Regions from separate parts of the Homo sapiens genome. Here region 1 is linked to region 2. Evidence: read pairs that join two places in POLR2A ChIA-PET (ENCODE). Cell type or tissue: PC-9. All regions are shown on one strand. Each heading gives the region's core, and the rest is flanking DNA. Links, peaks and the distances in the headings are about the cores only.

The links. ChIA-PET counts read pairs that join two places held together with the same protein. Peaks named below come from ENCODE experiments on the same cell type or tissue, not always from the same donor. Only the 100,000 strongest peaks of a DNase experiment are listed, where the experiment ranks them.
Region 1: POLR2A ChIA-PET joins it to region 2 with 11 read pairs; 5 of 35 experiments call an interaction of 5 or more read pairs at or near these places.

Annotation. Positions count from the first base shown.
Region 1 is chr1:205,452,286-205,457,285 of GRCh38, reverse strand. BLACAT1 (BLACAT1 overlapping LEMD1 locus) reads left to right here and starts at 1,241. Exons shown (of 2, transcript NM_001397426.2): 1 at 1,241-1,369. It overlaps LEMD1-DT (LEMD1 divergent transcript), which reads right to left and starts at 1,228. Exons shown (of 3, transcript NR_148934.1): 1 at 1,063-1,228; 2 at 209-394. In PC-9, for the core only: no CTCF peak of the experiment used is centred there; no DNase peak of the experiment used is centred there; H3K4me3 peaks cover 704 bases; H3K27me3 peaks cover 2,170 bases.
Region 2 is chr1:205,291,687-205,297,919 of GRCh38, reverse strand. No RefSeq gene overlaps it. Among named protein-coding and RNA genes, the nearest start is that of NUAK2, 27 kb to the left of the region's middle. RefSeq lists enhancers at 2,422-3,275, 2,804-4,003, 6,000-6,233. In PC-9, for the core only: no CTCF peak of the experiment used is centred there; a DNase peak (open chromatin) is centred at 3,319; H3K27ac peaks cover 1,716 bases.

The DNA of each region.
Region 1 (5,000 bases), core at 1-5,000, 160 kb before region 2:
CTCCCAGCCCGGCGCCGCCGACGGCGTCCTCAGCCACAGCCCAATGAGAAGAGAGCAGATAATTTATTCTCTAATCCCGGTTCGGGTACCCGGCGCTGGCGAGTGGCGGGGGTAGGAGGGGTGGGTCTCCTCTTCCTCCGTCCCCTCCCCCGCCCCTGCGGGCTCCCGGCCGCACACACACACATTTCCTGACAATTAGCGAACACACCTTGGCCGCGCGGCCTCCGGCGGCGGCGCCGCAGCTTTTGTCTCCCGCCCGCCGGGCTGCGAGGTGCGGGCGCTTAGGCGCGAAGTTGCAGCTCCGACGCGCTGCTCCGGAATGCCGGCTGACCGCGGCCGTCGGGGGGCGCGGAGGGCGGGGTGGGCCGGGCACGCCGGCCCCGGGGCTGGGGGGCTGCAAAAGAGAGAAGAGAGACAAAAGTAAGGCAGCGCTGGCCCCTCTTCCTTTGTTATAACCCTGAGTGTGTGCGGGCGTGAGCGCGCGCGGGAGTGTCTGTGTGCGCGAGGGTGTGCATATGTGTGTGTGCATGTGCGTGCATGTGTGTGCGCGCGTGTGTGCAAATGCCTGCATATGTGTGCGGGTCGGGACTGGCCGGGGGCGGCAGGACCCGAAGGCGCTAGGCGGATTCACCGGATTGGGAGTTGAATCGCGTCCCGGTCTTTCTAGCTGTGCCCGGAAATCGGGCGTGCGGGCAGGTAGCCGTCCCGCTCTCGCCAGTTCCTCCGAGTACTGAGCTCGGAGTTTGTTCACAGGCTGAGCCCGTGCTGGGGGTGTCGCAGCTTGGGCCCGGCCTGCAGGGGTGGGGGAGGAAGAAGCTCCGGCTGAGGGTCTGCCCCGACCGCAGAGGGCGCACGAGGGGGTCTCCCGGCACCGGCGCGGCGCCCACGCCACTACAGGGGCCCCCTGAAACCCGGGTAGAAGCTTGTGATAGGCGTTGCGACCCCGGGAAGGCGCGAGGCTGTGGAGGTGGCTCGTGGGGCCATGGAGGGAGTGGGGGGCGGCGAGACGGAGTCCGTCTAAATGCCAGTTCCCAGAAGTTCAGCGTATCGATTATTTCCTACCTTAATGCATATTTATGCCGCGCCGAAATAGGCTTCATAATTAACTCCCGGAGTCATCCGCAGAGGTTAAAGGGACCCCGAAGATTTGTGCATTGATTGGGTACCTCGGCGGGGTGTGTGTGCGCGCGCGTGTGTGCGTGCGCCCCGTGCTAACCCATTGAAGAATAATTATTTTTCTCCACTGGAAGCTACAGCAGAGAATCGGACAAGGAGGGAAGAAAGAGATTGGTGAGGGGGAGAGAGAGAGAAAGAGAGAGAGAGACACAAAGGAAGTGAGTGCAAGAGGAGCCGGCTTAGCATCTAAACTGTGAGTACTGAGCGAAAACAAACAGGCAGAAAGTGCCGCGAGTTGGCGACCCCTTGGCCGGGTTGGGGGCCCGAGTGCGGCTGAGGGGGACTTTCCTCCCCGCCCCGGGCTTGGCTGGGCGAAGAGGGGTCCCTAAGGCATGGGCGGGATGCGGGTTCAGGCACTCACCTGAAAGCTGACCGGCGGCGGGCTGCGTCAGCCGCCGCCCTAGGTCGACCAAAGAGGAAGCCCCCTCCCCGCCCCCATTGCCTTTGTTCCTTTTAAAGGATTTTGCCGCTGGTGGGATTGGGGGGAGTGTGAGAGGGAGCCTTGGCTCCGGAGGTAGCCGATCCTCCTGTCCCCGCTGAGTGAAACCCGCTTGGAGTGCCTCCTCCGTTTCCTTTATACCCCATGGTATGGAGTGGTATGAGGAAGGGGCTGTAAAGGGGTTAGGGATCAGGGGTTTGTGACACCTGTGCATATGTTTGTCTGGTACCCTTGGAACAGAGGGCCCCAGGAGACCCCAGTTTGGGGCCTGGGAGAAGCCATGTCCGTGGGCCAAACCACCAACTCCAGTATATGTGGAGGCAAACATGGTCCCAGGCTTAGAGGAGACACCAGCTACTCCCCACACACATCAGAGTCCTTCCTAGCCATTGTGTCTGTGGGGTCTAGGTCTGGCCAGACCTCTTGGCCATAAGCCTGCCTCCCACTGCCTCCCCATCCCTGGGGCCCTTGCATGCCTAAGAAAGGCCGGAGCTAGGAGCCCACCTGGAGGAGGAGCTCTGGCCGGGTAGGGGCCCAGGAAGGCAGCTAGACAAGGATAGGTGCTCCCTTTCCTGAGAAAGGGTCCATAACAGGGTGCCCCCGGGGAACAAGAGCTGGCCAGCCCTGCCAGTGCTGAGCTGGTCAGGAGAGGGCGTCTGGGGGCCCAAGGGAGAGCCCTCCCTTCCGACCAACATTCCACAGCCTCCGTTTGGAAGTGCTTGTATACTGCCTTCCTTTCCTCAACCCTCATTAACAAATTCTTCTTTTGGTCTGATTTAATCTTTCCTGACGATTTTTTTTTTTTTACATACCTTAATCTGCCAGTGAACAACTTTTCTCAACTTGAGCCTTAAGAAGGGCTAACTTTGGAGGAAAAGTCAGCTCTTTTGAGGCTGGGATGGGAACCCCTGGTGAAAGAGCTCTGAATTGAGGGGAAAGGGATTGTCCTCTAAGAAACCCCCTTTAGGGGTAATTTTGGTGGCTTATGCCCTCCAGGAGGACACAACGGAGGCCTGGGGCTGCAAACAACTTCTATCTCTCAGTCATTCAATGCCGGCTTTCCATTGCTCCACTGGGGCTGCCACAGAGGCAGGAAAAGAGGATCTCTCTCTCTCTCTCTCACACACACACACACACACACACTCACACCAGATAACACTTCCTCCAAGTAGTATTGGGCACTCTCTGAGACTCAGGGCCCCTCCCATTGCCCATACACCACCACCCCCCACCCCCATCCCACGCACCCCACACACACAAAGAGAACATCCAGGAGTCTCAGAGCTGGGGACTACCATCCTAAAGGCATGAAGAGGAAGGAGAGACCCTCAACTAGGGAGGATCAAATTCAGTGTAACCCTGGAAGAGGTGACATGAAGACTGGGTGGCAGGGGAGACCACAGTCCTGCTGACGTGACTGCTCTGAATTGCAGTCATATGCATATGGGCCTGTCTTCCCACTGGACTGCCTGCTGGGCCTCCCTGAGTGCTGTCTCCTGGTGCCTAGCACGGTGCCCATCCCACTGTCTGTGCTCGGTGCATATTTGATAAATGAGTGGTGTCCCTGAAGCCATTCTCCCCACCCTTCATCTCTGTCTGCCTCCTCCTCCAAGAGGTACTCCACAGGGGCTTGGGAGAGCCCAGTTCCATAGTTCTTTGGGCTGGGGCACCATCACCCCATGGGGGTTGAGGAGGGGCATGGAAGAAAAGGGGTGGGGGCAGGAATAGTGCTTGGGCAGACACTGAGACATTTCGATATTCATAAATTGCTCAGGTTGAAATGCATGTGAGTTTGCCAATGACCCATTCTTATATTTTTCTTTAACAGCTTTATTGGCTGAGAGGCAAAACTGTGGCCTGGGTCCTGGACTTGGGGAGGCTAGATTCTTGTAACACAAGAACCTCCCTGTGTCCTCCCTCCCACAGCCCAACCTTGGAGCTTATTGGAGATCAGATGCAGAGGCTGGGGGTACCCAGGCTGCGGAGACTCCCCCAGCTTCTGCCCGTGTTTGCTCTCCTGCCCCTGGGTCTCTTGCTATCTTCATTGCCTGGGACTATTGCCAGGTCTCCCGTCTCTCCCTTCCCTAAGAACCCAGGGCTGCCAGGCTAGGACCTCCCTCTGTTTGCCTGGGAAGTCTCAGAACTGAGGCTCCTGGAACAACTAGAGAAAGCCCTTGGGGGAAAAATTGTGCTTTCCTGCTCAGTGGAGCAGTGCCCACCCCACTTTACCTCAGGGGGCTGGGGGCTCCCAAGCTGTTAAATGAGAGGGAACCTGAGCTGTCCATCCTTTGGAGTAGAGATGGGACCTCGGAGCAGAGGGGACCGGAGTCATGGGGAAAGGCTACCTAGTGGCCTTTCTCCGTAGCAAGCACACTGCTGGTCTAGTGCAGGTCTGGAGGACAATGTATGTGGGAGCCTGCTGGGTCCATCTTCATGAAACTAGCCTTCTCGTGCGTTGGTTCTGGGCCAGGGACTGCACCCACAGATCCGTCTCAACCACAACTCCGAATCTGCAGGCTTGTTTGGGGCAGATAGCAGAATCAGATCCCCTGAGGCTCTCTGAAGTTTCAGCAGTGCCTTCCCACCCCCATGTGAGTGGAATTAGATTTCCAGGCTTTGCTGCCCACTCACACCCCATAACCTGTTCCAGCCCAGGGACTCTCTTCCCTGAGGGGACAGGCATAAGGGAGCTCCAAGCACACACCAAGCCTGAAATACAGGAGAGCTTAGATCTCTTGCTCTTGTTTCCAAGCTTTATCAGCCATTCATTCATTCATTGAATGTATACCTATACCATTCAGCCAACATCCATAGAATAATGTGAAATGCTTCTGATTTAGTCTTTTTGGATTGGAGTATATGTGGGGTGGTAAAAGCAAGTGGCTTTTATTTAGTATCTTCCTAATGTCCTGGTTCCCTTCCACCATAGGCAAAGGCAGGTCTGCTGAGCTCTAAGTCCCTGCAAAGGGTACATAAGTCTATGAAAGGCTCTGAGAGGATGAGTAAGCTCCAACGTAGACTCATGAAATTTTGGAGTTGTTGGGACCTTAGGTTTTATCTGTCTAACTTAATTCCAGATGCAAGGATCCCTTCTACATTAGCTTACCATTTATTGAGCAGCTACTGTGTGCCAGGCAGTGGGTCTGAGAAGTGGCTGTGCACCCTATGTTTGATGATCTCTGGTGACAGGGAGCCCACTGGCTCCTGTTGGAACAGTCCTACTTCTTTCCTTTCTTGGACTGAGCCCAGTTTGCCCCCCTGGCCCTTCCCTCTGTGACTTTCTCTGCTGCGGAGGGGTAATGGTTCACTTTTCTGGCAAAGGAGTTCTCCTCCTGGCTTAGCCTCAACCAGAGCCATCTCCAACCAGTGCCCTGATGTGGGCTGA
Region 2 (6,233 bases), core at 544-5,543:
TGCCTGTAATCTCAGCACTTTGGGAGGCTGAGGCAGGTGGGTCACTTGAGGTCAGGTGTTCGAGACCAGCCTGGCCAACATGATGAAACCCAGTCTCTACTAAAATTACAAAAATTAGCCAGGTGTGGTGGCGTGTGCCTGTAATCCCAGCTATGCAGGAGGCTGAGGCAAGAGAGTCACTTGAAACCAGGATGTGGAGATTGCAGTGAGCCAAGATCACACCACTGCACTCCAGCCATGGGGACAGAGCAAGACTCTGTTTCAAAAAAAAAAAAAAAAAAGTATGATGTTCATTCAGTCATTCAGTCATTCATTCAGTATTTACTGAGTGCCAACAGTGTATACTGTTCCAGGCTCTGGAGATACATCTGTGAACAAAACTGAGATTTTTGTCTTATGGGGCATCCATTCTAGTGGAGAAAGACAAGTATAGTAAATAAGTAAATGATATAGTATATTAAAAGGCCATGGCCAGGCACAGTGGCTCAAGCCTATAGTCCCAGCATTCTGGGAGGTCAAGGCAGGCAGGTCACTTGAGTCCAGGAGTTCCAGACCAGCCTGGGCAACATGGCCAAACCCTGTCTCTACAAAAAAATGCAAAAGTTAGACGGGTGTGGTGGTTCACATCTGTAGTCTCAGCTACTCGGGAGGATGAGGTGGGAGGATTGCTTGAGCCTGGGAGGTCAAGGCTGCAGTAAGCCAAGATTGTACCACTGTACTCCAGCCTGGGCAAGAGAGTGAGAACCTATCTCTAAAAAGAAAGAAAGAAGAAAAATTAGTCAGGAATGGTAGCACACACCTGTAGTACCAGCTACTTGGGAGGTGGAGGTGGGAAGATTGCTTGAGCCCGGGAGGCAGAGGTTGCAGTGAGCAGAGATTGCACCACTGTATTCCAGTCTGGGCAACAAAGTGAGACGCTGTCTCATAAGTAAATAAATAAATAGACCTGGCATGGTGGCTCATGCCTGTAATCCCAGCACTTTGGGAGGCAGAGAAAGGCAGGATCACCTGAGGTCAGGAGTTCGAGACCAGCCTGGCCAACATGGTGACACCCTGTCTCTACTAAAAATACAAATATTAGCTGGGCATGGTGGCAGGCGCCCGTAATCCCAGCTACTCAGGAGGCCGAGGCAGGAGAGTAGCTTGAACCCGGGAGGCAGAGGTTGCAGTGAGCCAAGATAGTGCCACTGCACTCCAGCCTGAGCGATAGAGCAAGACTCCATATCAAAAAATAAATAAATAGTCATGATAAGAATTAGGAAAATACTAATAATAAGGATGGGGTATGGGGATGGAGAGGAGACAGGATTGAAATTTTAAATAAGGGTGATCAGAGAAGGCCTTCCTGAGAAGGTGGCATTTGAATAAAAACCTGGTGGCAGGGGTTGGGGGTGGAGCTAGCTATGTGGCTATCTGGGGGAACAGTGTTCAGGGTGGAGGGAACAACCATTGCAAAGGCCTCAAGGCAAGAGCAGGTTGCAAGTTCTAGAACAGCCATTGATGCTGGAGCAGAGTGCATGAGAGAGTAGCAGAAGACGTGTCAGGAGAGGTAACAAGGGTGGGGAAGGTAGATTACACAGGGCCTTGTGAACCATTACATGGGCTGTGGCTTTTATTCAGAATGAAATTGCCAACCACCAGGAAGTTCTGAGCAAAGGAATGACATTTTTTTTTTTTGAGATAGAATTAAAAAAAATTCTTCTGCTTGTTGAGACTAGCCATGGGAGGGTCGACATTGTCCAATTCTGGAAAGAGGTAATGGGGCTTGGACTGGAGTCAGTAGTAAAGAAATGACAAGTTGTCAGATTTCTGACATATTCTGAAGCTAGAGCCAACAGGCTTTCCTGATGGATTAGATGTAGGGTATGAAAGAAAGAGAGAAACCAAGAATCACTCCATGGTCTCTGGCCTGAGAAACTTGGAGGGTAGAGTGTCCATTAGCTGGGTCGGGGAAGACTTGCAGATGGAGGAGGTGTGAGGTGAAGTCAGAGGCACTTAGGCCTCCAGGCAAAGATAAGTGGTATGAGGAGCCTGGAGTTTGAGAGATTTGGGTTGGAGATAGAGATGTGGGGGTTGTTGCTAGAAGGAATTTCTGCTTCAGGTGAAAAATCCCGCCAGATGATACCTGAAGAAGTCCCTTCTGGCTGTAAAGATCCTAGGATTGTATTGACTAGGAAAGCAGTTCTTTCCAAAGCTTCTCTGATATGATTATGTGGGGAGGTGGGCAGTGCTGCAATGAGGAGGCATATTTGGCCTGGTGGGGACTGGCTTTCTCCATCCGATAAAAAGTCTTTTTTTTTTTTGACACAGGATCTCACTCTGTGGCCCAGGCTGGAGTACAATGGTGCAATCTCAGCTTACTGCAGCCTCGACCTCCTGAGCACAAGCGATCCTCCACCTCAGCGCCCCCCTGCTCCTCCAGTAGCTGGGACTACAGGTGCATGCCACCACACCCAGCTAATTTTTTTGTATTTTTAGTAGAGACGGGTTTTGCCATGTTGGCCAGGCTGGTCTCGAACTCCTCACCTCAAGAGATCCACCTGCCTCAGCCTCCTAAAGTGCTGGGATCACAGGCTTGAGCCACTGGGCCTGGCCAAAGTCTTTCACAGATTTTTATAAGAATGTTAGAAACGTCACCCTTGGACCAGGGCTCTGCCTCTGACATTGGCACCTGCAGAGGGGTTGTGAGTCGCTTTATACAGCAGAGGCCCCAGGTTGGGAGAAGGATTCCCAGTCAATCCTCTTTCTGTGTTTCAGAACTTCCTACTTCAGATCCCTGAAGGAGCCTGGAAGCGGATCACAGCCCAGGGAGGGCACGGGAATCTCTGCATTTTCACAAGCACGGCAAGTGGCTCTGATCACACTAAAGTTCCAGAATTTACTCAAGGTGAGGGCCTGAACCTACCTTAACCTGGAAGATTTTTACTCTGCCAGGCATGCAGCTTCCCTCTGGGATGAAAATCTTTCTCTCTTTCTCATTCTGCCTCTTTTTGGCTCTGAAATCCTCTCCTCACCATCTCTTTGCAAAGGAATTCCCCATCCTTTTCAGTTGTCTTTTCCTTTCTCTTTCCAGCCTCCAACCCCCTCCCTGAGCTAATCCCACCATCTCAGTTTCACCCTTTCCCCTCTCTAGGGGCAGTTGGGTCAAGCTGGGGGATGAGTCATCCTAGGTGGGGGAGGGGATTTCAGGTCCATAAATGGGCAAAAACTCAGATTTCAGGTTTCCATGTCTAGGAAAAGGCCAGTCTGTCCCCTCTATCTCTCCACCCTCAAAGGAATTCCCCAGGGAAGAGGAGGCTGGCTTTGACCGGATGGAATCCTAGAAATAGCAGAGCTTTTTAGGAGATACGTTTCAGTCTGACTCAGCTTCCCTGATAAACAGACAGTGCCGGCCAGGAATTTCCCAGCCCAAGAGGCCAAAACCCCCACTTCCCAGTGGAAGTGTTCAGCTCTGCCTTTGGTGTTCTGGGCCCAGCCAGCACCCCTGCCTCCATCCTCCTCACCATTCTCTTCCTGTGATCAGAATTCGAGCTCTGAGCTGCATTAACCTGAGCTCTGGCCTGTGAGGGCACCCAGCCATTGCAGCAGAACTCACCACATGTCCCGCCTGGAAGCTAGGGTCAAGGTGCAATGACCTTTCAAAGTTCCCCCAGCTAGATTCTGAATCACCTCTTTATGAGCCCTGGCAGCAATCACCCATCGCCTTTGTTGTGTCCATCAGGAGGGTCCTTGGTAAGTGGCAACTTCATACTCACAGCAGGCTAGTTACTGGCAGGGATCCCTTCTCTGCTAAGGGACCCCTGGCTTGCCCTGTCTCCCAGTCCAATGTGCAGTCCTCTGTGAATCCAAGAGCCATTGGTGAGGCCAGGTGGGGCCTGGGGAGAGCCTGGCCTGCCAACAGGGCCTCACATGGTGGCCGGGCTCACCTGAAGACCTGTTTGCCAAAGTGAGCAGCCTCACTTTGCTGCTCAGAAACCTTGCTTATCAACAGGCTAGGAGGCTCAGGAGCAGACTCACTGAGCTCTAGGAGAGGAATGGATTCAGCCAACATGCCAATTCATTCATTTCTAATGAATAACAAAACCCCTGTCAAACCAACCAGATACTTGGGTTTGCTGATGAGCACATTCACTGCCTGTGGCAGTTTCACACAAGGGTATTCGGAAGTTCAGTGGGAAGTCTCCTTGAAGAGCATGGAAGCTGGGCTAGGAGAGCTGGTTGAATTGGTCTTCATGGTGGTGCCAACCTCTTTGTCAAGATACATCTGGTAACGCCGTTCAGGACACCCTGCCCCAGCGCAGCTTTTGGGAGCGCCTCCCCACGCACGTACACATCGGACATCACAAAGACAGCCTTGCTGGGCTAGCACATTCTTCCCACAGAGTGCATTGCAATGACTTAGAGAGTCACTTTCACAGTCAGCTCACACCCATCACATTACTGCAAGGATTAAATGAGACAACACATGAACATGCTTTTTAAGCAATACATCACTGGAGAAAACCTAAGGAGTGAGAACAGGTACTCAATAAATGTTTAATAAAGGGCCTCCACCCGCTTTCCTGGCCCCAGCCCCTTATAAAGGGGAACTTGATAGTTAAATCAAGTGAAAACCCATTCCCTAATAAACACATCAACATTTATTAAGACCTTACTATTGTTCTAGGTGCCATGGAAAATACAGAAGCAATTGAGGCACGTCCCCTCCTTCAAGGAATTTACTTATAATAAAGTTGGGGCCATAAACTAACACCTACAGGATGGATGTTAACAGCACAGAGGTGGCTGGGCACTGTGGCTCACGCCTATAATCCTAGCACTTTGGGAGGCCAAGGCGGGCGGATCACCTGAGGTCGAGAGTTCGAGACCAGCCTGACCAACACGGAGAAACCCCGTCTCTACTAAAAATACAAAATTAGCCAGGCACATGCCTGTAATCCCAGCTACTCGAGAGGCTGAGGCAGGAGAATTGCTTGAACCCGGGAGGCAGAGGTTGAGGTAAGCCGAGATCGCACCATTGCCCTCCACCCTAGGCAACATGAGCAAAAACTCCATCTCAAAAAGAAAAAAAAAAAAAACAGCACAGAGGTGAGTGTGCCAAGGGTGTGTGTAGTAAGACGCCCCAGTTCCACTGGAGCTGGTTGTCATGGGACTGCTTGTGTTGACGTGGCTACACTGAAAACTGGCTGTTTTCGGTCCCCACTCTTGCGTCACTGGATTGGTCAGTCAAGGAATAAGCCCCCCAGCTGTGGGGCTCTGCACGCCTGGGCCCAGGGGCAGAGTTAGTAGAGCAGATATTTGAGAGCCCAAGTCATTCCTCATAAGCAATGTTAGCCTTGCTGTCCCAGCCCTTGCTGGAAATGCCCACGAGGGTCAGAATGGGCAGACAGACTGGGCGTGGTGGCTCACACCTGTAATCCCAGCACTTAGGGAGGCAGAGGCGGAAGGTAGCTTGAGCCCAGGAGTTCAAAACCTGCCTGGTCAATATCTCAAGACCCCATTCTCCACAAAAAGGGGGAAAAAAAAGAATAGGCAGACAGATGCCAGGTAGGGGTGAGGAGTGGAGTTGGTCAACTCCCTCCCTCGCCAGTCATGGTTGGGGGTGGGGTGGGCAGCACACGGCTGGCTCCTTGACCCTGGCCTCCCACCAGGCTCACCCATTCTGTCTTTCCGCCTAGCAGGGTTGACTTTCTTTAGATGCCTCTTTAAGGCTCCAGGAACACAGAACTGCAGTTCTGTCCTTCACAGCTAAGTCAGCTTGGTCCACCTCACAACTGAGTCCCATACCCAGGCCTTTTGGGGCAGTCTCTCTAGCCCCAAGATTCCCCACATCTGCACCACTCATCTCAGAAAAAAGAACAGCTTGGAATTACATTAAATTATGTGTGTGGTGTCACATCATCCCCCATCCCAAATTAACTTGCGGGGCAAAGGAGTAGATACCGATCACCACTGAAGTCTCTGGCATTGTGCTAGAGCACTGGTTCTCCAAGTGTGGTCCAGGAACCCCTGGGGGAACCCCTGGGGGCTCCCCAAATCTTTTCAGAAGGTACACACAGTCAGAAGTGGGGTTTGTTGTTGGTGGTGGTGGTGTTATGAGACAGGGTCTCGCTCTGTCACCCAGGCTGGAGTGCCGTGGTGTGATCATGGCTCACTGCAGCCTTGACTTCCTGGGCTCAGGTGAGACCACAGGCACGTGCCACCACCCCTGGCTAATTTTTTGTACTTTTTGT